Regions from separate parts of the Mus musculus genome. Here regions 2 and 3 are each linked to region 1. The links are chromatin loops, found by intact Hi-C in ENCODE. Cell type or tissue: left cerebral cortex. All regions are shown on one strand. Each heading gives the region's core, and the rest is flanking DNA. Links, peaks and the distances in the headings are about the cores only.

The links. Peaks named below come from ENCODE experiments on the same cell type or tissue, not always from the same donor. Only the 100,000 strongest peaks of a DNase experiment are listed, where the experiment ranks them.
Region 2: a loop joins it to region 1, with 2.2 times the contacts of the local background. A loop is called at or near these places in 1 of 42 quality-filtered maps.
Region 3: it touches region 1 in a loop (2.8-fold over the local background); 1 of 42 quality-filtered maps calls a loop at or near these places.

The regions. Positions count from the first base shown.
Region 1 is chr16:92,053,518-92,064,367 of GRCm38, forward strand. It overlaps Slc5a3 (solute carrier family 5 (inositol transporters), member 3), which reads left to right and starts at 4,805. Exons shown (of 2, transcript NM_017391.3): 1 at 4,805-4,963. Mrps6 (mitochondrial ribosomal protein S6) reads left to right here and starts at 4,819. Exons shown (of 3, transcript NM_080456.1): 1 at 4,819-4,963. The coding sequence starts at 4,919. In left cerebral cortex, for the core only: a CTCF peak has its summit at 4,781; DNase peaks (open chromatin) are centred at 3,688, 4,475, 4,688, 5,359 and 1 more place; H3K4me3 peaks cover 3,716 bases; H3K27ac peaks cover 1,816 bases.
Region 2 is chr16:91,988,829-91,999,678 of GRCm38, forward strand. Gm36905 (a long non-coding RNA gene) reads right to left here and starts at 8,481. Exons shown (of 4, transcript XR_001782007.1): 1 at 8,354-8,481; 2 at 6,737-6,929; 3 at 3,184-3,283; 4 at 2,367-2,546. In left cerebral cortex, for the core only: a CTCF peak has its summit at 5,598 (motif pointing right); a DNase peak (open chromatin) is centred at 6,933; H3K4me3 peaks cover 548 bases; H3K27ac peaks cover 633 bases.
Region 3 is chr16:92,199,330-92,210,179 of GRCm38, forward strand. Gm29880 (a long non-coding RNA gene) reads right to left here and starts at 8,120. Exons shown (of 7, transcript XR_876256.2): 1 at 7,927-8,120; 2 at 6,977-7,178; 3 at 5,046-5,154; 4 at 4,711-4,775; 5 at 4,514-4,611; 6 at 4,201-4,341; 7 at 1,231-2,419. In left cerebral cortex, for the core only: a CTCF peak has its summit at 4,499 (motif pointing left); a DNase peak (open chromatin) is centred at 1,515.

The DNA of each region.
Region 1 (10,850 bases), core at 840-8,839:
CTGAGAGCGTATGCACATTCATCTAGGCAGGTAATGACTAGTCTGTGTTTACTGAGAAGAAAGAATCCCAGTTAAGTGGGCATGGCTAAAAGGGGAGGGTAGTGGAGAGTGCGTGACGGCTGCATGTAGTGGTTTAGGAATGACTAGAGGGGTCACGGGTAAAACAGTTAAAAGCAAAGTAAGTATGAAATGCTGTAGCCTAAATTGGCCCATTGACTGACAAACACAAATGCACATTGAGCCACACACAGGGCAGGCACACGGGGCAGACATGCAGGGCAGGAATGAAGGGCAGGTACAGGGCAGGCATGAAGGGCAGGCACACAGGGCAGGCATGCAGGGCAGGCACAGGGCAGACACACAGAGCAGGCACACAGGGCAGGTATACAGGACAGGTACACAGGGCAGGCACACAGGGCAGGCACAGGGCAGGCACACAGGGCAGGCATACAGGACAGGTACACAGGGAAGGTACAGGGCAGGCACACAGGGCAGGCACACAGGGCAGGGATGAAGGGCAGGCACACAGGGAAGGTACAGGGCAGGCATGCAGGGCAGGCACAGGGCAGGCATGAAGGGCAGGCACACAGGGCAGGCACGCAGGGCAGGCACACAGGGCAGGCATATAGGGCAGGTACACAGGGCAGGCATACAGGGCAGGCACACAGGGCAGGTATACAGGGCAGGTACACAGGGCAGGCACACAGGGCAGGCACACAGGGCAGGTATACAGGACAGGTACACAGGGCAGGCACACAGGGCAGGCACACAGGGCAGGCATATAGGGCAGGCACACAGGGCAGGCATGCAGGACAGGTACACAGGGAAGGTACAGGGCAGGCATGCAGGGCAGGTACACAAGGCAGGCATACAGGGCAGGCACACAGGGCAGGCATGAAGGGCAGGTACACAGGGCAGGCATGCAGGGCAGGTACACAGGGCAGGCATGCAGGGCAGGCACACAGGGCAGGCATGCAGGGCAGGTACACAAGGCAGGCACACAGGGCAGGCACCCAGGGCAGGCATGCAGGGCTTGAGATCCCCTGAAACTGCAGTTATAAGGAGTTGTATAGGTGCTGTGTTTGTGAACACACTGAGGTCACAAGCAGAGTTACTTATATATGGCTTACCTCTTCCCAGCAACATTCAGAACTTGCTCTTTAGACCACAGGAGGATCCTTCACCCGTTGGAGCAATCCTCCGAGGGAAGGTAAGAACATGCTAGTAAGCAAAGGTATCTTTGTGCCAGCCCAGGCCTTTATGATTCGAGATAATTTATCTTGTTTCCCTAACAGATTATCTATGGATAGGACACTCACTTGTTTTATACACTTTCCACCACCCACCTGCAGTGCCACAGTGGACTGTGCTCCTGGCAGGGAAGAGCAACTCAAAGTCCTTCCCAGCTGTAGTGGCTATTCCTGGTTGTCAGCTTGACTATATCTGGAATGAACTACAATCCAGAATTGGGAGGCTCACCTGTGATCCTAATCTGGAGGCTGAGAGATACAAGTTTCTGACCTGGATCTTGGTATGGAGATCTTGAGGCACAGTGGCTATGAGTTCCAGAAGATTAAGACAGGGAGATCTCTGAGTTCAAGGTCATCTGGGATTAAAGGTTTGGTGGCACACACCTTTAATCTGGGCCACACCTTCTGCTGGAGACCTACATAAGGACGTTGGAAGAAGGAAGATTTACTCTCCCTCTCCTTCACCTGCTTGCCCTGTGGGACTGAGCAACTGCTAGATCCTTGGACTTCCATTCACAGTTGCTGCTGACCATTTTTGGGAGTTGGACTGCAGACTGTAAGTCATCAACAAATTCCTTTACTATATAGAGACTACCCATAAGTTCTGTGACTCTAGAGAACCCTGACTAATATACCAGCCAAATTCTAATGCACTTGAATTACAGGAACTCAGGATATGGCCCCCTCATGCCTTTAATCCTAGTTACCATTGTCCTTTAATCATAGGACATTGGCTGCCTCTGTTGGAGAACAGCCACATTCAGGGACAGGGAGGGGAAAGGGACTGGGAAGAGACCATCAAGATGGCAGCCGGGGGTGGGGGGGTTGGGCTGGTGAGATGGCTTAGCGGTTAAGAGTGCCCACTGCTCTTCCAAAGGTCCTGAGTTCAAATCCCAGAAACCACATGGTGGCTCACAACGATCCGTAACGAAATCTGATGCCCTCTTTTGGAGTGTCTGAAGACAGCTACAGTGTACTTACATATAATAAATAAATAAATAAATAAATAAATAAATAAATATTAAAAAAAAAAAAGATGGCAGCCAGGATCCTGGGAAACTGCTCCTGGACAGGTGAGGAGACCCTGTAGTGACGGCCTGGGCAGACACAGACAAAGGGGTAGAGCAGGTCTGGGTACTGTTGGAGACATGTGGTAGTGACGGCCTGGGCAGAAATGAATATTAATACATGAAAAGCACTTCCTGGCTCACAATGAATGGCAGAATGTTAGGTCTGGTGATGATGGTGATGATGGTGATGGTGATGATGACGATAGTCAGCTATCTTGAGAATTATGGTGAAAAGCTCAAGGTCAAATCTCTCCTTATACAGTAGTAGAAGATGAGATGGCAAGGGGATGAACTGACCAGAGCACCTTGGATTTCAACTTTTGCCTTTACTCTCTCTTCCTATGACTCCTCAGAAAGCTTTACTTGAAAATTAGCCAAAACCTCTGGCCAATAAAATCTTACGTATCTACCGTATTAGATCTTTTTTCCCAAGATCCTAAAAGATATTTTTTAAAGATCAATAAATTAAATACTATAGAAATGGCTTATGATTCTACATGCTTACCCAACAGTATAAATAGTTTAAAATTATTTTTGATAAATTTCAATTTGCATCAGCATTAATTTTAACAATAAAATTAACAAAGCCATAGCCACTTATTTAAAACTCTGAAAGGGGCGGGGGACTTAGGATAGCTGATTTCTTTTCCACGTTAAGAAATGGGATGAGTCTGTGGGTGGCCAACAGCTTGGGAGGGTTGTGGGGTGCTGTCTGCCCTGAGGCATTGTTCAGTCAGGCTAATTTCCTCACCCCATTTGTCTAGAGAACTAGGACTTCACTGGTCCCTGGGTATCAGGGAAAAGCTGTGGTGCTTCCAACGGGAGGCAGTCCAGGCTGGTCACCTCAGGGTGTTGCTTGGTGTTTGGCTTGGCTCAACCACGTGAGACTCTTATCTTCACATTCCTAAACTGGGCCACAGGAAGGACAGTTTAAGTGGGATGTCACACAGATCTGGAATTCTCGTCTCAATGTCCAGAAATTCTTTCTTCCTTCTGTGTCTTTTTTTTTTTTTTTTTTTTTTTTTTTTTTTTTTTTTTTTTGGTAGCATGCTGCTTAAAAACAAAAAACAACCAACCAACCAAAACAAACAAACTAAAAAGACCCCCAACAACAACCAAAACAAAACAATCCAACCAACCAGGTGTGTGGCTGATGCTAAGTAGGTGGTTTTGTAGTTTGTGTTGAAGGGCACAGGACAAACCTTGAAATGTTAATGAAAATGTTAAAAAAACCAGGTATCCTAGGTTGTATTCAAAACCATAATCTTCTGTGGAGATTGGTCTGTGGAGGAGGTGACAAAGATAGTCTCCATGTGTGCTTTACAAAGACGTCCAACGCCACTGAGTAAGACCAACATCTTGGCCTGTAAGATGGGGGACGGGGTGAGGTTCATAAGTGTAGGCAGTGAAACTATTCTTCAGACATTCTGGACACAAAATTTTCTTTCCACGCGTTTGTGTTTGACCTTGGACTAATTAAATTATCCTTGCATTTTTCTGTTTGCTAATACCTAAAATAGGGCGAGTAGTACGATTTGCTTCACAGAGCTAAAGTGAGAACAAACAGCCTCAGTGTCGTGCCTGCTACAGACAGTAAGCCCTCAGTAAATTATTAGTAAATTATTATTAGAGCACTTTAAAGTTACAAGAACATTTCACTTAAAGACCCTTTTAGTTGGAGTAAGGTGGGAGCAGAAGACAACCATTGCAGCGGAATTAGTGCCTTCCAGAGCTAAGAAACAGGAGCAGGGGCAGAAGGAGGGGAGTCCCGAGTTAGCTCTATATGTGCGTGTATGGGTGTGTGTGTGTGCGCGCGCGCTGTGGAGTGCTGGACCTGGGACCCTCTACGAAGCCCCTCCTTACTCCTGTGTTTCAGGGAATCCATAGTTTCCTTTACCAGAAAAGCAAGGATAATATTTAAAGAATAACTGGCGAGAGTCGAAGCATTAACCTGCTTCTGGGTCAGGCTAGGCACACACAGCAAATGCCTACATAGCCCTTCGGTTCCAGGCTTGTTTCTTTGCGGCTTGGTGCAGCAGTCACTCCTTAGCACCCCGCCTTCCTCCCTGGAGACGCGGGCGAGGGGCACACAGCAGCCAGACCGCATCGCACCGCACCGCACCGCGGCGCACGCGCACTCGCTCGCCTAGCACCCGGGAAGGGAGGGTGGGCGGGGAGGCCTGGAAAGTTCCACCGGGTTCCAGAGCCCAAGGTTGGTAGGCGCGGAGGCGGCGGGGAGCGGGTGCGTGCCGAGCGAGGAGACGGCCTCCGACGGGCTGCTCGAGACCGTGTCCACGCTCCGCAGGCTCGGGGGACACAGACACGGCCCGGGAGGGCAAGCAGGAAGCCGTTGAGGTGCAAGTGCAAGGCGCCCTCCGGGAGAGGGGCGGGGCGGTGCCGGGTGGGCGGGGCTCTCGGTGGGCGGGGCGAGCCGTCTGCGCAGCTGCCGGAGCCTTTAAACCCGGCCTCGCGGGGTCGCACGGTGCTTTCGCCGTCCGGGAGCTGACCGGCCGTGTTCCTCTCTCGTCTTCCTCTGCGCCCCGCGTCCCCGCCCTCGCGACCCCGGCTCTCCTGGACTCGGCGCCGCCAACCTGGGCGATGCCCCGCTACGAGTTGGCTTTGATTCTGAAAGCCATGCGGCGGGTAAGTGACCTTCCCTCAGACCGAGTTCCCGCGCGGGCGCGCCCCGCCGCCTCTAGGCCTCCCAGTCCCGCGTGTCCTGCCTGCTGGACACCGGGTCCTCTCGCGCGGTGCGCGGGTGGTCGCGGGCGCAAAGTGGGGGGGTGGCGCGTGGGTCAGGCGCTCGGCGCGGCCGCGTGCGCGCGGGAGGCGGGGGGTGTGTATGCCCGCGCGTGTGCGCGGTCGCGGGAGGGGGTGTGCCGAGCAGGGGGCGGGGCGGGCCTCGGACCCCGGCTCTCCGGAGTCCGATGGAAGGACTGCGGGAGGACACACGCGCGAGAACCCAGGCCAGCCCCGCTCTGCGCCCACGCGTCGAGAAGCTGCTCGTCGTCCCCGCCGGCCGCTGGTCCCGATCGCCTGCCCTCAGCGTCCGCGATCAGTTACAGCCTTCCTCCAAAGCCCGCCAGTGCCGGCTGTGTACCCACGCACTTGTCACCGCTATCACACCAAAAAGAAAAAAAAAATCTTTTGACCTTTCTTTTTCTGACTCCAGCGGAAATCCTGCTCCGGGTGCCCTTAGCCCAGTTTTATTCATCCAAGTTGTGGCCTTGCTTGTGTTTCCGAAGACATGCCTTCCCCCAGCTTTTGATTGATCTGGAGGTAGGGACTTTCAGGTTTGGAGGGATGATAAACCACCAGCAGCCGGGTCACGGACTGGGGTCGGCGGCCGGCGGAGGCAGCTATGTTCTGAGTCAGTCAGTCGTCGCTGAAATCCCCATTCTTCTGAGAGAATTCGGTAATGTAGTGTGCTTTCACGCACTCTCCTTCCCTAGCAGGTACAGTTTAAAAGAAAACAAAAGCAACCGTTGTCCTTTTTTTGAGCGTTTGGAAGCAGCTTTCTTCTAGCCCTGGGCATGTAGGCTTTGGGTCAATTTCAAGTAGTGGCTTCAGTTTGAATCAACTTAAGCCAGGGGTCACGGGCTAGGCTCTGGTGAACAGCTAACAGTCAGGCAGCAGGAGGAGATTGTTCGGTGTGCCTTGTACAGGGTTGGCTTGGAAAGGACACCAGAGCCACCTGATGGTCCTGAAGTTTGTGCCCCCAAGCTTACTGACTCCCTGGCTCCGGGAGAACATTGTCTCACCTCTGGGTAATACTTTATCTACCTTCCTTCCTCATTGGGTTTTACAGAGTTAAAAGAATAGGAACAACAGAGGGGTCAGGGTCGAGAAAGTATTAAAAAGGGACTGTTTCTGATTAAATGGAAATTACTTAAGCCTCCCTTTATACTTTTTAGGTAATGTTAGAAACTGAAAAAATGTGACCACCAAGATTCATTCCCTCAAGGTGTGAGGTAGCAGTGACCCTTTGCACTCCTTTGAATGAGAGACTCTTGCTTAGCATGGCTGCCCAGTACACTGGCTAAATGTATTTTACCATGATGTGAATATGTGTTCACTCTGATTCAAAAGTCGGGTGTAACCTGCTCAAAATCTTGGCCTGAGGGTAGGTTCAAAGCACCTTAGAGAAGAGTGAAGACGGAAGAGAGGTGCTTAAACATAGTGTGGAAGATGTGTGAAGATCCTTACAGACCCAAAGAAACTAGATAAAATGACAACCCTCGGTTTTTCGTTCTGACTTTGAGAAGGTTGTAAACAAGTAAAGATGTGCAGAGACTAGACTTTTTTTTTTTTTTTTGCTTTCAGCTTTAGAAAACTGAATTCTTACAGGGTATGTACTTGTGGGTGTAAAGGAAAATGCACTTTGTTTTAAAAGAAAATGGCACAGTGGTTTGAACACCTAGAGCAGGTGTTTAGGAAGCCACAGCTCCCACCTAGGACAGTTAGCTTTTGTAGCGGGAAGGCTTTCTAAACAGAGTTCTGAGATGCATGTTGGATGCCTGATAGTGCACCCTTCCATGTGACGGCATTCTCCCTCCTTCCTCTCCTCCAAGAGCCTTGTGTTCCAGGGCTGGGAGTAAGCAGGCGCTGAAGCAGAAAAGGGAGTTGAGAGACTGACTGCAGTCTCCTAGAGACCCTGTCTCCCACCCAGCATTGTACTCTTGTTTCTCCTATGCCTACAAAGCAGTCTTAGTTTGTCTTCCCTATTGTGACTCTTACTTTATTTTACTGTCCTTGACTTCAGGCTTGACTTACTTCAATTGAGCTTTTAGAGTTTAAATGTAAAGATGCATGTTGACATAGCATAGTGAGTGCCTTTGTAGCAGATTGCCTGTGAGAGTTCTCAGGCTGAGACCTCAGGATAGACGTTGTAAAAATTCTAGGGCTGTCTCCTCAGTCTGCAGTTGGCTTGATTCTCACGAGCCCTTGTTTTTGATGCATTTCGAGGTTTGTGTGTTTACAGGTGCAGACCACAGTCCTCAAGATTGTGCACTTTGATTTTAATGCTATTTCAAAGTTGTAATTTTGTATTCTCTGGCATAAAAACCAGGATAAAAACTTGAGGAGTATGGTAGAATGGCACGGCGGATGTGAGTTGGGCTCTGGGGGTGCTGACAAGCCATGGGAAAGGTAGTTGCTTAGGACCAACAGCCTTAGGTGCCTTACTAGGAGAGCTGCTGACACTGGCTGACACTGGAAGCTCCTATCCAGGCTTCTAATGGCTTCAGGAGAGAAAACAGGAAGGGCAGAGCTGCAGAGGGAACACCAAGCTGCAGATGCCAGCAGCGTCTTCTCCCAAGGATTGCCTGTGGGGCAGTGAGCGCAGGCTGCTCTCCACCTCCGCCTGCTCGCTCGCTCGCTCGCTCGCTCGCTCGGGAGGACTTTGAGGTGGTTGAGGGAGGCTGGTGAGCCTGGGAATACTTGATGCCCTGCTTCTCTCGAGCTCCTGGACGTCACTCTGCAGTTTCTCCCTTCGTGAAAGAGCTCTGGGTTCCAATGGATAAAGCCACACCCAGCCCTAAAGGACTTCATAGGTTTTGTTTTTTAATACTTGAAGTGGGTGTAGAAGAAGAATCTGTGCAGTATGTAAATATTCTTTGGTTACATAGTTCAGACCTTTGTTAGGCCTGACCCTTTTGGTCAGATGATTGGTCACTGATGGGGTAGATTTGTGACAGCCCCGAGGAAATATTTCTTGAAATCATGTCATTATTACTCAAGAATCGTTGTGTGTGAATGGTTTAAATAGCACCTAGTTTAATTACTAAATGGCTGAATGTACAGTAAGATAGCATTTGTATGTCCCTTTGTATGTAGGGATTTTTAAAACTAGGAATCGCACGCAGGGCGTGGTGGTACATGTCCGCGGTCACAGCACTTGGTAGTGGAGCCACGGAGATGAGGAATACAGTGCCTTCCCTGCCTGGAATGCCTAAGAACCTGTTGGCAGAGAGCAGCAGCAGTGCTCCAGGGGGGTAAAGGACAAAGCTCGCTCATTAAACCTTAAGCTTTGTTCTGTACTCTCCATTTTTAATTTTAGTAAAAAGCAGAGTATAGTTTACAGTAGGTCACTGAAGTGGTTTGCAGGTTAAGTCTTTTATGGTATACTGTGAAGTTAGCTACAGAAGATTGTTGATAATTGTAGGATGCAGAAGGCACTGATGTTTCTAAAACCTGGCTGCTGAAGAGTTTCATATGCTTTCTTTCACCCTGGCCTCTTTGATAACACAACCTGGCTGTGTTTTGAGATGTTCTAGAGCTGTGTCCAAGAAATTCTTGAAGTAATACTAGAATGGATAGCTTTTCAGAGCTCCCAGATGGGGCTGCTTGACAACCTTTGATAAGTACGACATGGTGAGATTTCTGTTGTTAGTTGATGTAGAAGTTCAGGTGGAAGTGTCCAGCTGTCAGGTGATCCCATCAGTCATTTTCTTGGTTTTTTGGGCCCGACCATTATAGCTTAGCTTGTATCTTTGATGATCGCTCTTCGTGCTCTGCTTGAAGCTGCACACTTAAAAGAGCTTTGTGAACAATTTTGTACTTTGATTTGGCATTAAAGTCCTCTTGGGTTACAGCTCACTACAGCGGAAGGTGATAGAAGGAGTCTTGTGCCTGCCCCTGAGCTGCAGCTAAGGAACAAGGATGGCGTGGGGTAAGGAGTCCTTCCTGTCAACATGGTTTGTAGATCTGACACTGCTGTGAGAGACCCCACTCTACCCCAGCTGCACTCATGCCGCATTACTAACGTCTGCTGTAGAGTTAAAGCCTAGGCCGGATTTACATGGAAATTTCTACTCGATCTTTTCTGTGTAAAATCACCTTAAAATAGTCAACAGCACTGAGAGCTGACCTGTAAAGTAATACTTTCCATGATGTGCTATTGCTTGTCATATTTAGTAGATGAGTTTTGGGACACAGAAGTCTGGCTGGCTGGGGGTGCAGGGATGAGAGGAGAGAGGAGGATGCATATGTCTGGTTTTGATGTGTAAAAGCCAGCGGCAGTTGATTTAATAGGAGGGCTTTCTAGTTGACTGAGTCACTGGCTTTGCACTAGAATTTGTTTAATATTCTCATGAGTTTATATATTCAAAAGAAAAGGGTATCTCCTTTTAAAAAAAGTAGTATCAATGTTTATGAGCACACTGTAGCTGTCTTCAGACACATCAGCAGAGGGCACCAGATCCCATCACAGATGGTTGTGAGCCACCATGTGGTTGCTGGGAATTGAACTCAGGACTTATGAAAGAGCAGTCAGTGTTCTTTACCACTGAGCCATTTCTCCAGCCCAGGGGTATCTCCTTTTAATATTTCATTTGAGGCCATTTTGTTAAACCATCAGATTTGTTGTAAAACATGTAATTATCTTTGTCTAGGGAAATCAAATTTAAGGAACTAATCAAATAAATGCCTGGTAGGTTATTAATTTGCATAAAAGGAAAACTTTTGGGCAGTCAGCTGGTTCAGCTGGTTCCCTCCTATTCTTCCATTGCTCTGAAGTAGAGTCTGCACACTGGCTCGCCTGCCACTCACCTTTTCTCCACCATGTCCTGAGAAACAGTTTTACATTTCATGGTTGAGAAAAATGAGCTATATTTGTGGCTCTGTGGAAATGAGAAAAGTAAGGTTGTATGACCCTTTTTGCTTTATCATCTAGTACTTCACAGGATGGACACTGTCCAGGCTCAACATTTCTTTTAGCTTTTCATGACTTGTGCTGTTTTCTGACTTTCCTACTGGGATCCTTCCCTCTTTGCAGTTTTTCACATTTGACACACAGGTGAGGTGTGGTTTGTGAGTCAAGCCCCCACACTGGCTTTTCCCTCTGCTTCTTGTAGGTTCTTAGATAACACCTTGGCATTGCCAGCGCAGTATTGTTCAAAACTTAATGGATTGTGGTTCCCAGAATCACATGTTAGTGCTTTGTAACTTCTGTTTCTGTTGCCTCAGACTGAAAACTTTGTGTTATTGAGGTCTCAGTCATACGCTTTCTGCCTTAGATGAACATTCTTAGATTCTTGAAGTTCTTTCAGCGGTTTCTTCGGATGCTGAGAAGAACTATTCACTGAGAATAGTTAGTACTCATAATTTATTGGAGTGCAAGTTCTTGAGATATTTTAACAAATCTGAGATGAATTTTCATAAGGAAATAGTACCGTGTACATTGGGTTCATGATAGTTGATGGTAGTTGATAGTGAATGCTTGGTGAGTTAGAGCAGACTCTTGACAGAGGATAGTGAGTTGTGGCATCGTGATGGTCTCTGGTACAATTCCACACTGGTCTTTTCTAACACCATGACTTAATTTCCTGTGTTCCTCAATCAACACACTGAATAACAGAATTGTGCATCTCCGTGTCTACCATTCCCTTTTATTTTCTTCACGCATGTATTGCATTGTTCCTCTATGGGATCTCTCGCCTTTCCACATTAACGTTCTATTTCCATGAAAGCCTTCAAGTTCCTTTCAGCTTGCTTGTTACCTTAAACAGGTATCAAGGACCTGCGTTGTTAG
Region 2 (10,850 bases), core at 1,189-9,188, 64 kb before region 1:
TTCTTTTACCCAGTGATTTGTTGTTGGGCCCACATCTAGGGTATTGTGAGGAGTGCAGCAACAAGTGTGGGTAGGCAGATGTGTGCACAGGGTGGAGACCAGGGTTTTCCAGAGCTGCGCAGTTCCACGGAGAATGGGTGCAATAGATTTTCATCTGTGTCTCGCTCACTGTAACCAGTGTTACGTCATCTATTCAAAACCTAGATGAACTCATAGTCCAGCTACTGTCCTTGAGTTTAGAGGGTTCTCACCCCCTTAGGCTTTGAGGGACCCTAATGCTCAAGCTCTGCCCAGTGTGGAAGAATCCGTCTCCTCCTGGCTGCCTTCAGATCAAGATGTAGATCTCTCAGCTCCTTCTCCAGCACCAGGCCTGCCTGGATGCTGCCATGCTTCCCGCCATGATGATAATGGACTGAACCTCTGAACCTGTAAGCCAGCCCCAATTAAATATTGTCCTTTATAAGACTTGCCTTGGTCTTGCTGTCTCTTCACAGCAGTAAAACCACAACTAAGACAGAGCTCAGAGAACACACCTTACCCTTGTCTGAGCCTCTGTTTCCCTGGAGCTGGTTTGGTGCTAGTTTGGTGTTAGAATCAACATCTTGGCCAAGTGAACAGGTCTGGGGCCTCCTGGTCCAGCAGGGGCTTAGCCAGGCTATATACCGAGTTTTGTCTATAGATCTATGTGCTCCCCCCCTCCCCCAGGTGCTGACTCAGCTTTTCAAATATGTGTTAGTGTAAAGAGTAAGTAGCAGTGTAAATATCTTAGTAACGTGAGCCTGTTTGATATGCCGGGCACGAATGAACTTATTTGGCTCTGTTGCAGGTTGATCTCTAGGGATAGAGAGATGGCTCAGTGATTAAGCATTTGTTGTTTTTCTAGAGGACCCAAGTTCAATTCCCAGCACCCCCCACGGTGCCTCCACAGGTTGATCATATATCGAAGTGCTGACTCTTGGAACTCAGTATGCACCTATTCTTGGACAAGGAGCTTGGAAACAAGTGGCTAAGTTAAAATCATTCAGCTTAGCTGGCCCTGATCCAACTCAATTGGCATTCTTAGAAGAGAAGATTAGGAGACATCAGTGATGTGTGTACAGAGGAAAGATCCTGTGAAGACACCTTGAGCAGGTAGAGCAAGCCACGGAGAGAGGTCGTAAATGAACACAAGCCAGTTCACACCCTGATCTTGAACTTCCTGGCTCTCCGAACTGAAAAAAGAATATGTCTCTGTTGTCTATGCCACCCAGTCTGTGGTATTTTATTAGAGGGGCTCAAGCCAGCTGATAGTCATCGAAAGAGGTGATCCTTGCCCTCTATCCCACCGTGGCTGCCTGTGGCCAGCTCGCCTCTGCCTGCCTCTAGTACTCTTGGTACTGAGATGCTCGACATTTGTTGGTGTATCCCAGCTCTTTTTTTTGTTGTTGTTGCAGAGATGATAACTGACCATCAGCCACCCACTCTAGGCACTCACCCTGTCTCTGAGTGTGGGTGCCACAGTGTCTTCAGCTGTAGTGACCTTTTGTGAGCCCAGTTCTCACCATGGGTGGGTCCCAGGTTGGATTCCAGGATGTCACATCTGATTGGCTATTGGATTCCAGGATGTCACATCTGATTGGCTATTGGATTCCAGGATGTCGCATCTGATTGGCTATTGGATTCCAGGATGTCACATCTGATTGGCTATTGGATTCCAGGATGTCGCATCTGATTGGCTAGCTTGTTAGAACCTGTGCTGCATAGTTTTAACTTAGAACCCTCTGGAAAGAGAGTCTTGATTGAGAAACTGCCTAGAGACAGTTGACTTGTGAACCTGTCTGCAGGCGACTGTCTTGACTGTTAATTGAGGTGGGAAGACCCACCCTGAACGTGGGTGGCCCCACTTCACGGGCTGGCCCTGAACACATGCAGGCAGGCAGCATGGGTAAGTAAGCTCTTCTTTCTCTTCTTTACTGGGGTGGGGATGTGAATAGCTTGAGTTCCTGCCTTGACTTCTCAACAATGGACTCTGACCTGGAACAAGAAGAATAAACCCAGCCAGGTGGTGGTGGCGGACGCCTTTAATCCGAGCACTTGGGAGGCAGAGGCAGGCGTATTGCATCCCACTCGACCGGCAAGAAAGACGCAACAAACCGGAATCTTCTGCGGCAAAAGCTTTATTGCTTACTTCTTCAGGAAGACCCCGAACCGGGAAAATGGCGCTGCTTTTATAGCCCGCAGCGTGACGTTTCAGAACCTGATATGGCGTGACAGCTCCTGATTTGTTGCTCGCCCGTCACCCCACTATTACGTCCCGATAATAGGAGTGACTAGGAGTGAGTTCACTCTCGCACCTGCGTACAAGGCTTGTTTACTAGTTAGGCACAGTGGAGGCCAGCGCCATCTTATAATGGCAATTGCTCGCGGCATGGCTCTCCACAGGGATTACTGGCGGCACGCACTTGATTGCTCGCTGCACGGCTCTTCACACAGGCGGATTTCTGAGTTCAAGGCCAGCCTGGTCTACAAAGTGAGTTCCAGGACAGCCAGGGCTATACAGAGAAACCCTGTATTGAAAAAACAAAACAAAACAAAACAAAACAGAATATACCCTCTTCTCCCCTGTGGTATTTCTGGTCAGAGTGCTTTCTCACAGCAACAGAAACGAAATCAGAGCAGAGCCCCAGTAACAAGGGAGCCTGAAAGCAATGCCGAGCTCACTTTCCTGGCTTCAGTGAGACCCGTGCTTTGCCACCTACAGTACACTCCATAAGAAGGACCCTGAGAACACAGAGCATAGATGTGGGGCAGCCAAGATATCCACAAAGTCCCTGTTCTGCACTGAGAGGGAGGAGAGAGCAGAGCTGGACGTGAGCTCAGACGAGCAAAAGAGTAAGAGAGTGGACTTGGGCACCATACACTGGGTTTGGGTCAGGACAGCTTGCAGTGCTGGGAATCATGATCTTTCTGGGCCTCAGTTTATTCATACGCAACCCTGCGATGTCAAGCCCACTTCACACAACAAGAGAATAATATCAATAGTAATAAATACATTATCCTTTTTCTTCAGAACAGTTCCTAGCACTGTTATGGCAGCCATACATGAGCTCCCCCCCCCCAGCCCCCCAGCCCAGATGTGGTCTGGCCAGACTGACCTTCCAGCTTCTAACTTTGTACTACAGACATCAAGCCAGCTTTTGATACCTGTATCCTGATGGAATTCTCAAATCCAGGTGCTTTTAAAAGGCTTCTCTGCTCCGAGCATAGGCTTCTAATTGTTGTCTTCTCCACGAGTGTGCTGTCTCTGCAGCATCCAGAATAAATATAAAGGCCACGCCTTGTTGTGTGAACACAAAGTCCTTTCCAGCTCTAAGCCCCAGAAGCACACGTGAAGAAGAAACTAAGGGGCAGGCAAAGTGACAGTTGGGGTTCCTACTGGGATTTCAGGGAGACGGAGTGGGGATTAGGGATAGCTCAGCTACCTGTTTTACTAGTTACAAGCTGGTGACTAGCCTTCCCCGGGATTTATTGCTGTGTACGTGCTACTGGGTGGGATGCAGCTCAGGGCGCCCCAGAGTGCGGGCGGTGTCAGCAGGCAAGGCTCTTCCGAAGGGTCCCTGACCACAATACTTCTCTGCCTTTCCTAGAGAGATATTGATGTTTGTAGTGACCCTGGGGCCATAGAACTCCAGAAACCATCAGACAAAGGTTGGACACCCTTGGCAGATTTTCACGGCAAAGACTATTTTTGCTTTGTTCTAATTCTTGGAAACGTAGGGATGGATAGATGAAAGGAATTGCTTATCAGCCATGATTTTTAAGAGTGAAATGTGGGGCTGGAGAGAAAACTCAGAGGTCAATTTTGGATTATATCATATTGAGAAGGATTTACATAAACTTGAAGCTGATGCGTTTACACAGAGACTTCAGATGGACCCAGGATAGTGTGAAGAATAGAAATTCACAGAAGGTAGATTTCCCTCCGGCCCTCTTCGTGGTGTTACACCATCTGAAGCCCACAGGTGGCCGGATCTCATCTGTTTGGGGCAGGACGCTCCTCAAATGATCCATTTTCTAGCCAAGGGTTTTGTGTGGCCCTGTTGATGTGCTTGAGTTAGTTACATCTCGGTGGTGTGGGAGCAGGAGGAGGGGAGAGCTGGTGGGAGCTGTCCTTTGGGAAATGCAGAGAGACGGACGGGCAGAAGAGGTGCGCTTTGACTACTGTGCTCCTATTTTTCAGATATGGCTGGGGAGTGGACCCAACAGAACAGAGTGGACATAATGAACCCTTGTCTCGTGGTATCATTGAAGCATGTGATTTCTGAGGCCGTTCTAGGCCAAAATAACAAACATTTGGAGAGATGGAAAGGTCGGATAAAGCACAGGATGTGTGGAGAACTACTTCCTTAATCTCATTGCCTCAATATTCGCTGGTTACCTCGGGCAGTTTATGAGACTTGAGCTAGACAAAGCCAAGCCTCATCTCTTCCACTGAAGGGGTTGAGTCTGGGCTGTGGACACAGACACTGTAGGTCATGTGTCCAATCTCCTAGAGGCAGGCAGGCTCAGGGGGAGAAGGGACATACTCAGGTAGAGGGGATGTGTAAGGCTTACAGAGAAGGGGGTGTTGACGTTATCCAAGAAGGACAAATGAAAGGTCACTAGAAGAAACGTGAGGGGAGAGCTCAGGCCAGAAGGGAAGAAAAGACATCCAGAGCAGGAGATGCAGGTAGGAGTAGGTGAGGGAGGGCTGATGGAGGGGGGGCGTTCCCTGAGGCGAGGGAGGGCCAATGGGGAGGGGTCCCTGAGGTGAGGGAGGCCAATGGGGAGCGTTCCCTGAGATGAGAACGGACTGATGGGGAGCGTTCCCTGGGAGTTATTACTGAAAAGAGCTGGACTTTAATCCAGTCTGAGCTCCAACAGGGGCCATGTTCAGAATGTAGCTCACTAAAATGTACATTCGAGGTTGATGAGCCCTGTGTGTTCCTTCAGATCATCACAAGGGATGCCCATTAGCTGAACAATGAGGCCTCTTTCAGGGCACGGCCATCATGTGCCAGGTTTCAGGAGTCTTAGACTAGAATGTTCTGGCCTCTAAATGGATTGATTTTGGATTTGCCAATGAAGCCAAGAGCCTGAACTCCACTCGTAGAAGCGAAATGAAACACTTTAAAAAGCAAACGAACTGTAAGGCAGTGAGGACTCTAGAAACCAGAGAGCCTCTGTCTACAAACCATTCTGGTTGACAATAACAGATTAAATATCAATTTAATGAGCAGGGAAATCATTAACAGTTGCTCTTTTAAAGATATTACTTCTAGTCTCTGTGGAGGAAAGAGAAACAGAAAGGATTTGCTCGCAGGGCTCCAGCCATGCCTCTTTCTTTAACATGTTCTATCCCATTCTCTTTCCAAATTGGTAACCTGGACCCCATGCGCAGGTGGGCTGAAGGGGTGGAGCAGAGAGATCCAAGAGACAGATGAGGAGGATAAAACAGTGTGTCTGTCTGTCTGTCTGTTATGTATTTTAAAAAATATTTATTTTTATTTTATACTTGTGAGTATTTTGTCTGTGTGTATTTGAGTGTACCATGAGCATGCAGTGCCCACAGAGGCCAGAAGAGGGTATCACATTTCTTGGAGTTGGAGTTACAGATGGTTGTGAGCTGCCATATGGGCCCTGGGAAAGGAACCTGGGTCCTACAAGAACAACATGCTCTTAACTGCTAAGTTGTTTCTCCAGGATGGGAAGTCAGAAGAGGGAGGTGGAGGTGGAGAGAGAGAGAGAAGGACAGAGGGAGTCAGGCAGGGACAGAGACACATAGAGAGACAGAGACTCTCATGTAGCCCAGGCTGGCCTTGGTAGTCACTATGTAGCTAAAGATGACCTTGAACTCTCAATTCTCGATTCCATTTTCCAAGGATTTCATGGGCATTATAGATGTCTGCCACTGTAGCCCTGGTTTACTGTTGTAATCAGTGAACTTGGAACTCCACAATGTCTCTCGGATCTTATAGCCTTAGTCTTGAATTTGGCAGATTTCCTTAAAGAAATGATTCAAAACTGCACGTTTTCAGCTCTACCTAGCGCCATCTCTGGATATTCTGTTTACCAAGGTGCACGGTGGAAACACAAAAGTGTTTCCTAGAGGGGACCTGGATGCTTTCCTCCCATGAAGCACTGACTTGGCTCGCTCTCACTCGTGTTCCCAAGGACTCTGTTCAATGATAAAGGACCTGGCTCTGGGCTCCGTGTGGCTCTGGAGAGCTGATTGTGTTAATTCCTCAGATAGGATCGCTGCTACTGTTGGGTGTGGGAGCTGAAGCTTAGAAAGAATTTCTGTCTTGATCTCCAGCACTCAGGAGGCATAGGCAGGCAGATCTATGTGAATTTGAGGTCGGGGTGGTCTAAATAGAACTTCATGGTGTAATGAGTCTTCAAAACAAAACAAAACAGAACAGAAACAAACCAAAAACCAAAACAAACAAACAAAAAAAATCAAAAAAAAAAAAACAAAACAAAAAACAAAAACAAAAAAAAAAGCCAGACCAAAACAAACCCAAAAACAAAAAAACCCACAAAAAACAGAAAAGAATGCTGTGGAAGAAATTTGGAGATGGCAGCACTCTTTGCCTCCTTGGGGTCTTTGCTGAGCAGCCCTTGGACCATGCAGCTCATGTCTCTCAGCCTTACTCCCTCCCCTCCGCCAACCCCCACTCCCCGCCCCCTCCCCACCCCCCAGATGGATGAAGCATACCAGACGGCATAGGAACCACTTAGAAGGAAGCATCGACACAACCTTTAACACTGGTACTTTTCCACTCCATACATCTGTCTGTACTTCCGGAACTCCAAGCATCCGCTCCCACGTGATCCGCTCTCCTGGATATTGGTCCTCTCTGCAGGAGCTCTAATGCATCAGCAGCAGACAGCAGGCAAAGCTGTAGACCCTGTAGAGATTGCCACAAAGATGTTTTTCTCTTTGAGTCATCCCTATCTTCCGTTCTCCTTCTCATGTTGCCATCTGTCACCGACTTGTGATGATGTCCAAGCCTGCTGCCTGCCTCTCAGCCCTCCGGTCGCCTGCAAAAACTAGTTATTTTTTTTACAATGGTGTTCTCCCCCTTCCAATCTGATTTAAAACAAAGACCTTTTTTGGCACAACAAGCTTGCCTGCCTCCCCAAAGACACTGGCTGCTTCCTTGTCACTCCTCTGCCCCTGCTCTGCAGGGGAGGGGCAGACTTCCTCGTTAGGAACTGCATATCTATCTGATCACTCTTCCAGAATTGTCTTTACTAAACTCTCCCAGTCAAATTCAAAGTCTCTTCAAAGTCTTCACCAGTGTATTTAAGGCTTTCCTGTGAGACCAAGGCAGGGTCCACATCCCCACTCTTGTCAGAATCTTTTATTTCTGGGGCTACTGTGGAGTGCAGATATCTGATACTCACTCTGTGTTAGGGCTAAAGGATACATTTGTTTTGTTCTTCTGATATATTTGTTTTGTTCTCTTGAAACAATTCATGAATAAGCCTCAGAATGAACCTCAGCCTGGGATCCAGGCTCTGTCTAACTGCTTTACTATCTCCGGGATGTGAATCTCTTTCCAGTGACTCAACTTGGCTCTTTGTCATCTCTTGATCCAGGTAGTAGGAGTCCCTTTGATGCTGCACGCGTCTCTTTCACTCACCTCCTGTTTGCTCGCCCTTCTTTGGTCTATACAACCTTTCTGTTATTCCCTTTAACTGGAGGAAATGATCCCAGGGAGGTCCCTCATATATTTCTATATGTCCTTTTAAATTTACTGTCTGTTCTGTGATTCCTCTTACCTGGGTGCTGGCACTTCTACTTCCATTCTTTTTTTAAAAATTAGTGTGTGTGTGTGTGTGTGTGTGTGTGTGTGTGTGTGTGTGTGTGATACGTGCAGTTGCCGGCAGGGGCCAGAAGAGAGTGTCAGATCCCCCCAAGTGGATGCTGGGATCCGAACCCAGGTCCTCTGCAAGGGCAGTACATGCTCTTTACCACCGAGCCGTGCCTCATCACTATCTATATGTCGCTGAGAATCCCCCTGTGTGCTTTCTTCACAGGTCCTCGAATCTCACCTTTTTTGTGTCTCATTATTATTTTGTGTATGCTTTTATTTCTGCTCCATATCTCCTTTTATATTGCCAGGCTCAACTAAACAAGCAGAAGAAAGGGGTTGAATCTCAACAGGGTGTGTCTGTTTAGTCTCAGCAACCAGGACCTCTTGAGGATGAAGCACCCACCCTTAGATGACACTGAGGGTGCAATCGGGGCATGTGCAGGGGCAGGCACATACACTGTGTCACCCACCAACCCCAGAACTGGGCAGAGCTTGCAGAAGCTACTCAGTACCTTCTTTTGCTCTTCGAGGATCTACTACAATGGGGATTCTGGAATTCCTCAATTCTACTGCTGCACCAGTCAGTCGTATGGGGCGTTACTGCAGAATTCTGAAGGGAAGGAATGCTGTTTCTTGTCTCTGTGGGCTGACCGGGAAAGGGAATGGAGCTCAAGCTGATGGTTCTATTCTGTTCTCCAAAGCAGCTCCTTATGCTGGTGCCCAAGGTTACCCCCTCCCCAGCCAGCTGTGCCCCCCCCCTCGCCCTCCCCTCCCTCGCCACCACCTTCACCGTCCCCACAGGCCCAGCTGCTCATCTAGGGTCTGCAGATTTCCCTTTGGTTACTGGAATCTGACAGAGAGGGTAGTGGTTTGTATAAACCATACAACTTAGCAGGAACTGGAGCAGCAGTGCCATACTTAGCAACCCTGTTGCATTGGTTACTGTCCTGTAAAGAGACGGAACGTAAACCTGTTAGTCTGTGTGTCTATGCTGCTTGAAGCCTGAAAAGTGCAGAGGGCGGCACAGCCAGCCATCCTGGAAGAGCCAACACTTCGCTTTGAATTTGATCTTCTGTTGCACCAAGAAGACTCAATGACACAGAATTCTGAACACCGTCTGCTAGAAAACGCTCTCTCTCTCTCTCTCAGTAATGAGAAGTTACTCTGTTTTCCCAATTTAAGGCCTCCAACTATTTGGATGTGGTCCATCATGAAAGGTAGTGAGCTTTGCTCAAAGCCCACCAATGTAAAGGCTAATTGCACTCCCTAACCACCCAGAGCAGTATTTGGCCGCACATCTGGACACGCTGCAGCCCACCCAGGTCAACGCATGTAATTAGCAGCCATCGCACCTGCTATTTCAGGTATTGTCTGAGGTCCAACCTTGACCTCCCCTGAGAACTCATTAGAAATGCAGAATCTTGGGAGCACCCCAGAACTCGTGTTTAAACAAGGCTTGCACACTGCAGTAGGCCAAGTCCTTCATCTCCCTGAGCCAGTGATTCACGGTGCTTAAAGAAAGACTTTTTTTTGGATCACTTCAGTCTGAATCCTTAAAAAATGAAACAGTAAACACCGCTTCGTCCATCCCAGATGATTGAAACCGGGTCCTCTGAATGGGCGTGGTCCAAGGCATCCATAAACATCTCAAAAGATCTCCTGGTGGTTCTATGGACCGGTAGGCATCTGGTAGAGTGTTTCTCACACTGTAACTGGTGTGCACATCACAGGGAAGGCTGGGGAAAGCTCAGCTCTGGTTCTTGAGAGTTGGAGCTGGCTGGGCACTCTAACACACATTACTGAAGGTGCTGTTCCAGAATCCCTCTTGGTGTAGGTTGGGGAGGGGCTACTGGGGCAGGAAATGGGTGCAGGCCTTGGTGATAGGTCTGAGTTTCCCAGATCTCTGTAAACTGGGAGATCTTCACCTGCTTCCTCGACCATGGGTCAATGATAAATCTGTTACTGTTGAACCAAGACAGGATACTGTATCAGCAAGACAGGATACTGTATCGGCAAGACAGGATACTGTATCGGCAAGACAGGATACTGTATCGGCAAGACAGGATACTGTATCGGCAAGACAGGATACTGTATCGGCAAGACAGGATACTGTATCAGCTTTTTGCCACCATGCTGAAGTATCAGACTCAGACCACTTAGGAAGAAAAAGAGGTTTAATTTACAGTTGTAGTGTGTTCTGGGCATGGCATGACCATGCTGTCTTGCATAAGAGCAACTGTGATCACCCTCATAGGATAGGGCCTCCTAACCTTACCTGCAGAAGGAGGAGGATGGGGGAGGGAGAGTGGACTCTCGATTGGGACTCTAGCCACTGCTCCTTCCTGACCCAGCTGTGTGTGGTCTTGGGGAGTACTTGCCCAATGCAGTGTGGAAGCTTGGGTAGGGTTGGGACATTAGTGCTGCTGATTTTACTCATGCTGGGGTTCCATGTGCCCCCTCCCCTTTCTTCCCCCACCCCTATTTGGTCCTGGAAGACTAGGGAGGCTGGGGGAATGGAGAAGTCCACACACAGACACTAGTACAGAAAAGCTGGGGCCAGGTGGAGAGTGCAGCTAGGATGGGGCCCCACCCACCATTGCAAAACCTGCAACCTGAGCACGCTATGCGCTATCTCAGGCTGTCAACATCTGGGAGGACCAAGTGTTGCTTATGAACACTGATAAAAACTTCTGTAAACACTCGTGCTTGGAAGAAGACTTTCCTTTTTTTTTTAAGATTTATTTATTTTATGTATGTGAGTACTCTGTAGTTGTACAGGTGGTTGTGAGCCTTCATGTGGTTGTTGGAAATTGAATTTGTTTTTTGACCTCTGCTCACTCTCGTCAACCCCACTTGCTCAGTCCCCGCTCTCTCCCGCCCAAAGATTTATTTACTATTATACATAAGTGCACTGTAGCTGACTTCAGACACACCAGAAGAGGGCGTCAGATCTCATTACAGGTGGTTGTGAGCCACCATGTGGTTGCTGGGATTTGAACTCAGGACCTT
Region 3 (10,850 bases), core at 1,023-9,022, 150 kb after region 1:
CTGAGGTGGGCAGAAAAAGAGGGGACAGAGGGAAGTTCCCAGGCTTGAAGTCTCAGGCAAAGACCATGAAGAGAGAAAAGACACAAAGAAAGAAGTCCCCATGGGGTAACATGGATGTGAGCCCATGGCTGTGAGGGACAGCCTGTTGGAGTAGGAGCCACCCAGCCAGAACACAGCAAATGATATCTCAGGATTTTGACAGGGAAGTATACAAAATAGCTTAGAGGGTAGATATCTGCCCAGCTCTAGTGCTTTAAGACTTATTATAAACATAAAGGTTTTGTGTTTTTTATTTGGGAACTGAATGATCGAAGGTAGCCTAGAAGCCCCCAGACAAAATTTACCACAACAGGAAACATCCTACCAAAAAGAATGAAAGACAAAGTATATCAGGAGAGAAAATTATTCGTGATCCCCTTATGGGCAGCATCATTCCCTATTCAGGGGTTCTGACTAGTATAAGAGAGGAGAAAACTAGCTAAACACACACACACACACACACACACACACACACAGGGGGGAGTGAGAGAAAGGGAGAGAGAGAAAGAGAGAGAGAGATCAAGTAAGCAAGGATGCATTTATTCTTTCTTGACTGGATGTGGTGTGGCTAGCTGCTTGAGTCCCTGCCTTGACTCCCCCCAAATGATGAACTGTAGTGTGAAACTGTAAGCTAAATAAACCCTTTCCCTATCCCCATGTTGCCTTTTGTCAGAGTATTGATCACAGCAACAGAAATGAAACAGGCCCTGACCTCACTACACTCACAGCCCACATGTGGGACAAGGCTCAAGCGGCCATTGTTTCAATTTCCAGTTGTCCTGCTGATGGTCAAGTCCAGGCATCCAGAAACACAGGGGCGGGGGGGTGGGGGGGAGAAGGGAGCCTGGGATGCTTTCCAAAAGACAAGAGATGTGGCAGAGCTTCAGGTGTGCTGAGGCACTGTGACATGGAGCATCTGAGGGTCCACCATCACATGCCACCTGGGATGGTAGGAAGCTGTCAGGGGAAGCTCTCCAGCTCACGGTGCTCTCAGAGGGGACCAAGGCAGGCTGAGAGCTGGGAGGCCCGAGCTCATCGAAGCCTGTGTTTGGATGTTCTACTTTGCTTGGCTTTCTTTCTCTCTGGGATTGGTGAGCACAAGAAAGAACTTATCACTCTTTTCTGTTCTTGCCTTCAGACTCTCTACAGGACACAGACAGGAGACGTGCCCAGCACAGTTAAGAAATCACATTCAGAACCATCTTTTTATTATAGCCCATCTTGCTTCATACCATGTGGATTTTATGGGAATTCAATGATTAGACAAAAAGTCACAAGTGAACAACATTGGCTCTTTCCGCCAGAACCCCTTTGCCACACATTTTAGAGTTGGAATCAGTTGTCTGATTTATGGGGATACTGCCCACTGGGAATGCAGTACCATGTGCCAGAGTGGTCGGGCCTCGTGTGTCCTGAGGACGGCCTAATGGAGACTGTCCAAGCTGCATCTGTTTTGCAGATTAGGAGAGACGCACAAAGGAAGCTATTGTATCCCGTGGCTCCCAATGGCCAGGGCAGGGGCTGGAGTGTCTGAGCATTAACATGCAGCAGAAGGAACTGGTCTTCTCTGGAGAAGTCTTTGTCTTCTTGAAAAATACTTGAACTGGGTTCAGAAGCCCATGACTACCGAGAGGGAAGTGAAGGGTGGGCGACTGACCCTCTCACGTGCTTTAAAAGTGTGTGTGTTCACGCTGGTGTGCTCAGCCGCAAGTGCATGTGTGCACAGAGGTTGACTTTGGAATGCCTTTCCTCAGCTGGTCCTCCTGTTAGTTTCTGAGGCAGGGTCTCTCTCTGGACCTGAAGCTAGCTGGTCTTGTCAGACTGCCTGGCAGTGGATTGGCCACTACACAGCACGACAGGACTCAGGCCACCTTCCCACTCCCCACGGCAGGGAGTGAACAGTGGAAACACTGAAAGAACTGGCTCTGTTGAGTCAGGGTTCTAAGACATACCCTTTTTATTTAGCACAGTTTGAGATTTGTGAGCTGTGAGCCTAGCTGTCAGCTGCTAGCTTGACATAGCCTGGAATTATCTGAGAGGAAAACCTCAATTGAGAGATTGTCTAGGTCAGGCTGGGCTGTGGGCATGTCTATAGGGGGTTTGTCTTGATTATTAATCAAGGACAACAACTAATTTAGGAGGGCCCTGCCCACTGTGGGCAGTACCAACCCTATGAGGGGTGTACACTATAGAAGAACTAGCTCAGCATAAGCCCGTGCGTCGGCCATTAAGTAGCATCCCCCATGGTTCCTGCTGCACTTATTTGCTTATGAAGTGAGTTCCTTGGTTGTAGGTGATGCTGTGTGGAAGAGAAGCCAGGCTTGCCTTCAAGTTCCTGCCTGGGTTCCTGCCTTGACTTTCCTTGATGGTGGATGGTGACCTGGAATTGTAAGCCAAATAAACCCTTTCTTCCTCTAAGTTACCTTTGGTCAGCGTTTGATCAGAGCAGAAGAAAGGAATCCAGCACATCCTGCATATACACATACACACAGAAAGACAGACACACACACACACAGAGACACACAAAAACACACAGAAATAGACATACACACAGAGAGATACATACAAACACATATACATACACATACACACACAGATACATACACACACAGACACACACAGAGACATACACAGACACACAGGCACACAAAAACACACAGAAACAGACACATATACAGAAACACACAGACAGACACATATACACACACATACATATACACATAGAGAGATACACACACACATATACACACAGAGAGATACACACACACACAGACACATATACACACACAGAGACACATATACCCACACATATACGCACACAGAGATACACACACAGACACATATACACACACAGAAATACAGACACACAAAAACACACAGAAACACACACACACACACACACACACCCTTCCCGTCTTACTGCCATTTACAGCAATGGCACATTTGAGCGAGCCGGCAGGCAGACACTGTAATGTAATTGTGTCATGTTGAATTGAAGCCATGCTTCATGCAGATGGCCTCAGATTTGTCCTAACACTCACTTCCATCCCAGGACCCTGCCCATGACACCATGTCTTGTTTAATTCACAGGTTTGGTGGGTCAGTTTACTACATTTTTAGGCCTGTAGGGTTTGGAGGAGGAAGAGCACAGAGTAAACACCTGTCCTCCTTAAGGGCTGGGGAGATGCTCAGGGGTTAGAGGCCTGGTCTTGCAAGCATGAAGGCACGCATCTCTTCGCATGAACCCAGGTCATAGAGTACAGGTATGCTGGTCTGCATGTGCAGGTATCTGGGACTCACTGGCCAGCCACCCTAGCCAAATCCTAGAGTGCCAGGTCACTAAAAGGCCCTGTTGAAAATGTGTGGAATGGCAAACACTGAATGAAGATGTTGTGAATCCCTTCAGTGATCCGAGCACGTCACCCAGGAAGTAAAGCGCTCTCTTGTGAAGTTTACTGTAAGTCAAACTTATTTTCAATTCTGTGTTCCCCAGTTAATAGAACTCTTTTGTATCTGTATTTTTTTATTTTTAAAATTGGAATTATTAGTAGATGTTATAAATCTCCATGAACCGTCACAACTCAATGAAATGATAGTTATGAAAATGATATTCAATGTTTGTATATACATATCACTATTGTCATATCAATATTGCCATTAATAAGCAGCTTGTTGAGACCACTGCCCTGGGCCTTCCTCTGGTGGGTCTCTTCTATACATGCTGTCCTCATAACTGTTTAATATTTAGGACAAATGTGTAGAAGTTATAGATGCTGTTTTCAAGGAATGCCAGATACATTAGATTTTGCTTTGAGAAGGATTATTTGTATAATTTTAATAAATGTTTTCGACATCCTTAAAAATATGGATGCTACCCAAGGAGTGAGACCATGCCTGTCCTTTGGTCTCTACTTGCATGTGCAATGTCAGTGCACACCTGTGCACACACAGATGCACCTGTACATAATTGAACACTCGATGCATGAGTGCACGTACACATCACACACACATACACACCTCACACACATCACATACACATCACACACCGCCACATACCATACACATCACATACGCATACCAGACACACACCAGATACCACACACGACACATGAACATCACACATACAAAGACAAGACAAGTTAGTGTCAGGAAGAGTCTCACAGGTGAAGTAGCTAGTCCTCATGTCTCCAATCACCAGACCCTTTGATCACGAGAGATTACACCGACTGTCCAGTTTTGTGCTCAAGATGCCGTTGGGTTGCTGGAATTTTCTTTCCACCATCCCATGATTAGAGGAAGTTCCTAAGGGGAATTAGGGTGTTGGATAGAATTGGAGACAGACCAGAGCAGTGGATCCTGACAACACCCCGGGCCACTGTCTCAACGCACAAACGCTCATCCTGCCCACACTTCAGCTGGACAAACTCTGCCCTCTCCTGTCCAAAGAGAACCCAGATAAAGCCCACACAATTACCATGTGCAGATGCCAGTCCAAGACCGCGAAGAAGCTGTCTGTCAGATAGGAATATGGCTCTTCAGGATCACACAAGTTTTTACCCAGAAGTACACTGTCTAAAACAGACAAAAGAAAGAATATGGTAACGACTAACGAGAAGTATTACTCTTTAATGAAAGGGAGGTGTGTGAGATTTTCTCAGCAAGCATCTGTACCTTCAAACTTCTCTCTGTACTGTGCCAGACAGATACTCAACTTCTCCCTGTGTGTTAATCTGCTCCTGGGGAGAAAGCAAGAGGGAAAGGATATGAAGCATGTTTCCCAGGGATCCTGGCTCCTACCCCATAACTCCCCAGTTCACTCTCTCATCTGTCTTCATTGAGGGTGTGCCTCTCGGTGCTAACTGAAATCCAAATGTGTGATATTTATAATCTGACAATTCCATTTAGGAACGATTCTATGTCTGCCTAGAATTTGATGTGCATTCTTCAGCTCTGTTTATCTTTGCTCGAGTTCAAAGCATTGGAATTGAATCGTTTCAACTGTTTACCTTGAAGACCTTTCAGAGATGTCAAGGGGCTGGAATAAAATCCTATGAATTCTTCAAAAGTGTCAGCAAAGTCCGAGAGATGATGTTACAGAACCCAGCCTTGGCTAACCTGATAAGACCAAGGTTAACAGTGATGACCAACTGTGATAACTTCCGATCTGCTTGGTCAGCTGATACTTCTCAGCTTGTAGTGGAAGAGGATGGACAAGAGGGGTGTGTTAAATGTAAGACCATCAAGCTTGGTAGCAAGCACTTTACCCACTGAACCATTTCATTAGCCCTGGGGTAGATTTAAAGAAGTAATACTTCCACACATAAAGATACATTTCACATGTCGTACATACATGAAATGATGTCATTTTCAATTTAGAAAGGAGATAAGCCATTTCAGGTGTATATTCATCAGTAGCCAAGCTGAAGACAAACAAGAAGTAGCCACTGGCAAGACAAAGGGAGACATTTGTAATTACAGTTCACCACGTCAGCATCTCCTGCCTTCATAATTGATAGAGAAAAATCAATAAGCACACAGCAGACTGAACAATATATCAACGCTGTGATATCACAGACGTGCCACACTTTACGACCACAGGATATTCATTCCCTTTGTTGGTAGATGGAATATTCATCAAGATAGATCATATTCTAGAGCATAAAATGAGTCACAGAAATGGAAAGAAGTGAAATCATGTAGAAGGTGTTTTCTGAAGATAATAGGATTAAATTATGACTCCGTGACAGCATCTCCTGGGAGGTGGGTTCATGCATGGGAGACGAGATGCGGCCTAAGGCTTACACGCTGGGAATTTCTAGTGTGGCGGTTAAGCGTTCTCAAGGACGGCCAAGGAGGGAAGATCAAAAATAAATAATGAGAAGCAGAGAAGAGGAGCCGTGGAGACGAGGGGCAGAGGGTCTCAGCAAGCATCAGGATGGAGAGATGGCTGATGACGTTGGCGCTGAAGCAAAGCCTCTGGGTTCTGAGGCTCTGAGATTATCCGTGACCTTGGCAAGAGCAACTGATGGGAAATGAGGAAGTAAATGTATTCCTCTTCCAGGCAAACTTCTTTCCCTCTAGGGAAAGCCAGGATCATGAAAGGAAAGCAGTGGCTGGGGGGAAAGCCGGCGTCAGAAGTGAAGTCTCCCCCTGCTTCTCTTTTCTCGGTTAGCTAATTTGTCATTTCTAAAGATAAGGGAATTTGGACATGTTTGTAGACTGCAGATTACGATTACAGTTGGTAAAAGATGGCGGAAGATACAGGAGAGCGGTTGCTTATGGGAACTAGGTTGGTAAGGAGAGGTGATTGAGGAATGGTGTGCCTGTTCATGGGACATGTTACCTAGTACAGAGATGAGAGGTGACCGTGTGGTAGGTGGGTGTTACGGTTTAACTGTGGAGGGTCTCCCCAAGGGAGTTAAAACCATGGTTCCCACAGGGTTTAAATATGAGTATCTCCGCAAAGGAGTTCAAAGCATGGTCGCCAGAGGGTGGGGACTATTTTGGATGGAGGAAGCCCCCACTGGGTATGAGTCCTTGGTGGCATCTTACATTTGACCCTTCTTTTCCCTTCTCTCTGCTTCGTGTACACCATGAAGTAAGCAGTTCTCTGCGACAGGCTGGCACTGATATGATGTTCTGTTTAAGCCTGAAGGACCCAGCAAAACCAAATTCCCGGAACCGTGAGCCCAAATACATGCTTGTTCCTTTGAGCTGTTTGTTCTCTTGGGCATCTTGTTTATGGTGACAGAAAAAGTAATTAATGTAATGGGAACTTAAACCGTTTACACAGAGAACCGCTGTGGACTCAAGGTTTAACTTTGTTCACTGTCTCTCAAAATGGAGTCAGTCCCAGCCCAAGCTTACGAGCTGTAGGCTCAAGTTCTAAGTGTCTCACTGTTACAGCCACTTAGACACGCTTGCCCTTTGTGCTTACCATTCATGAAAGCAAAGCAGTTCTCCCCCAAAGCCTTATTCCAGGTTCTCTTCTGTTCATTCTTTCCTGGCCCAGGCAATGGCACCTTCAAGGATCCTGATAATGGGTGTGGTCTAGCCTTGGCACAGTGGAGAGGCAGCTTTCACTGTGGGCAGCTGCAGAATGTCGGGTAGGCTGGTGACGCATCTGAGGGGTAGGTTGACTATGGATCAGAGAAAGTATTTTTTAATTAAAAAATTATGTCTGTGAATGTTTGCCAACATATACCTATATTTACTGCACGTGTACCTGGTACCTTCAAAGGCTAGAAGAGGCCATCAAAGCCCCTTGAACTGGGGTTACCATCACACTGGAGTTGTGAGCCACTGTGTTGGAAATAAAGCCTGGGCTCTCTTGCAAGAGCAGCAAGTGTGCTTAACTACTGAGCCATCTCTCCAGCTTCAGAACATAGGTTCTGAGATGGCGAGGCAGATCCAAGGCAGCCAGGTTGTCCCAGAGTGTCACCAATGCACAGAAGTAAGATGGGTGAGCAATATTGACCAGCAAACAGTAGAATGAAGTTCTGAGATTCTGAGGACTGAAGGGTCTGGTGAGAAGTGGTTTTAGAGGAAGCTCTGAACCTTGAAATGCTGATGCAAACCTCTCCGTGTTGCTCCTCAGAGAGCACGGATGTGAGCTTCAAGAACATCACTAAGTATCAAGTGAGCCATGTGCTGAGACAGGCCTAAAGTTCTGGCCCACTCAGAAGCCGAGGCTGGAAGATTACACGTTTGAGGGTAGAGTGAACCACAAAAGCAGACCCTAGGTCAAGAAGAAATGAATAAAAGTAGCAACCTGATCCAAACTCCCATCCACTGCTGCTTCCAACATTCTTCCCCACTCCTGGTTTGAAATTTGGACTTGGCCCAGCGGGCCCCTTCCCATCTCACCCGTACCCCACCACAGTTCACCTCAGAGTGTCAGAAGCTCTCCTTCGTGAGGTCTCTCTACTATGGAAGCCAGGTCTCCTCTTCCCTCCGACATTGTCTGTATTCTTTACAGTTTATAGTTCTAGTCAGTTTAGAATTGTTAAAAGCAAAACACAAAACCAATACATTTTCTTGTTCTTTTCCTTCTCTTGGCAGAGAAGACCTGGCTAGAGGCAGTAGTAGTAATGTGCATAAAAATGACAAAAAAAAAAAAAGAGGAGGAGGAGGAGGGGGAAAGGAGGAGAAGGAGGAGGAGTAGGAAGAGGAGGAGGAGTAGGAAGAGGAGGAGGAGGAGGAAGAAGAGGAGGAGGAGGAGGAGGAGAAAGAGGAGACATGTTGGCTATAAGCTGCTTGGCTTCCCAAAGCTTTTCACAAATGCATCCCAGCCAGACCCCAGGCCCCCTTCAGAGCAGATTTCATTAGGATAAATGATACCAATGTGTTGGCCTGGAGACCGCTAACCATGGTCCATTTGTCCAGCCAAGGGCAAGGATCACCCTGCTGGGCCCTGACGCCACTCCTTGCTTCTAGCTGACTTTGAACTTGGCATGCACTGGCTTGCACAAGCCCTCCGGAATGCGCTCTGCGACTTCATTCCTCTCCCCACCTGGGATCACCTGCGGTTGTAAGAGCAGAGTATTTCTGCCTGTGTAAGTGCAGATCACGGGCTGGCCCTGGGAGCATCCTTGGGCTTCCTAAGGACAAACCCTCCATTTTGTGGTAGGTAGATACAGGTTCTTTTGACACGGAGGAGTGTAGAATATGGGATCTTGCCAAATGTCAGTACAGATGTGTGCCTGTGTTCATTCTAACACTGGACTGGCAACTACAGTATGCGACCATAGTGTCTGTTACAAAGGCTGAGCTGCCAGCAACATTAGTTGTGACTGCTGTCTGCCTTGCTGAATCAAAGCACCCACCTCCCCAGAGACAAAAAAACCTTTTGTCGATTTTTTTTATCATGATAGGCTTTTCTGGGTGCTAATATGGAAGACCCCATGTCCATACCATCAAAGAGCTTTGGCATGGGGTAAGCGGCAAGAGCTTATGAGGAGGTTCATAGGAGGTGGGCAAGTTTGCAAACAGCTGGCCACTCTCTGGCCACCTGAGAATATCAGCCAACCCCAGAGACAGACAGGATAAGGCCACCAAGAAGCCTGCAGGAGAAAGCTATGGGCTTTGCCAAACAGTCTAGGGGAGCCACAGGGAGCCACGGCCTCCCCTGGGGCAGAGAGAAGGGGGGCGGCACAGTTTCCAGTTCATAGGGCTGGCAATGAGCTGTTCCCTGATAACTGTCTGAGACATCCACACAGCTGAGACCGAAGACAGCAGCCTTAGAGCCCTGATGGTGGTTCTCTACAGGTGACGACCCCATAAGACAGTTCTTGGACATTTAAAAGGGGACGTTTTAGTCAGTCACCACTCTGTGGGCATAGACATAAGAGTCTCAGCAGAGACACACATTCAGCAAGGCACAGGCTGATGTCTCTGATCAAGGAATCACTCTATCGAAATGTCCTTTGAGAAATATGGGGGACACAGAGCACTCAGAAGAATCCCCCTCAGAACCAGGGTACACCTAAGATAGGCTTTATTTTGGAGTTTAAACATGGTGCCCTGCCCCAGTCTTTGCTTGCTGGAAAGGCACTATCTGTCAGAGCACAAAGCCTTCAGAAGAGACAATCCAATGGTCTTGGGTCTGTCGCTGTCCCGGAGTTATCTAGGAACACAAAACACCTTTGGTAGTTTGGAAGGACTGAGGCTGTGGGATGGACAATCTTGAGAGATGACAACATGACCCTTCACTATTAGCAGAGAAGAGCGTTTGCAGGCTTGCCTCCTCTGCCGGTGGAGGTGGTATGGTTCTGTGGAAGGATTGAAGATGAGCTTGGTGTAACAAGGAGAGGCGGGAAGCAGATTTACTGCTGACTGTGTTCCTGGCACCTGCAACCTTCAGAGAACAAAGCATCCCCTGAGACCCCGAGTTTCGTTCAGCTTCCAGAAGGTTCTCCGGGTTTGCACAGCCAGATCCTTTGCTCCGGAGGCACTAACCGAGGCACTAACTTTCCTCTTGCCCAGTTGCAGGCCTGTCGATCTCTTCCCTCCAACCAAGGCAATAATATTTTGCTAACGCTCAGAGCCAAGTTTAGACATGAAGGTAGATAAGTTCCTGGCTTTGGTTCCTGGATTTTCTGCCTTTTGCTTCTTTTGGAGCAGGAGCGGAGGCTGCCAGGGCCTTGCTAATTGTCTCCAAGCAAAAAGATTGATTGAAAAGAGATCTTAGGCTCCCAGGGGCATAACACCCTTCATTTCACAATGGAGAATTATTTTTGTGGTATTTATTTTATGATTCCTGACCCTTGTTCTAAATCTTTCTGGTGTGTTTTCATTTAAAATGTATTAACTGAAACTTGGCATGGTGACTTGGCTCCATTAAGCCCTCTACAACTTAATCCAGATTTTATTATACTGGGACCTGAGTATCTGAACTTTAATATGGGAGGAGGCTTGGGGATAAATTGAGGGATTGTGGTTCTCACTCTGCATTTAACTCTTTTGGTTCCTCTTGTTAACTAACTGGAGTGTTGTGGTTGGATTTGAAAGCTGAGAAAGTGGGGCTAGTCTTTCTGAGGGCTTGGTGCGTCTCTGGGTGAAGGGCAGACTCGGTTGAGTGGGGTCTAGTGATTGTTTGAGGTGTGCTTGTGGATGCGGGCTCCTCCCAGGAACCTTTGAGCCTCATCTTTCGGTCATAGCTCAGAAACCTTAGCACTTCCAATATGGCTCCCTGTATCTTCCCTCCAGAGGCCTCTGTACTGTGTCCACCTTGGAGAAGTAGCCCTGTCTTCCTGGTGACCCCTGAAAGCCTCTATCCTCACCCTCTACCTGTTCTACCCTCTGTTACAGCC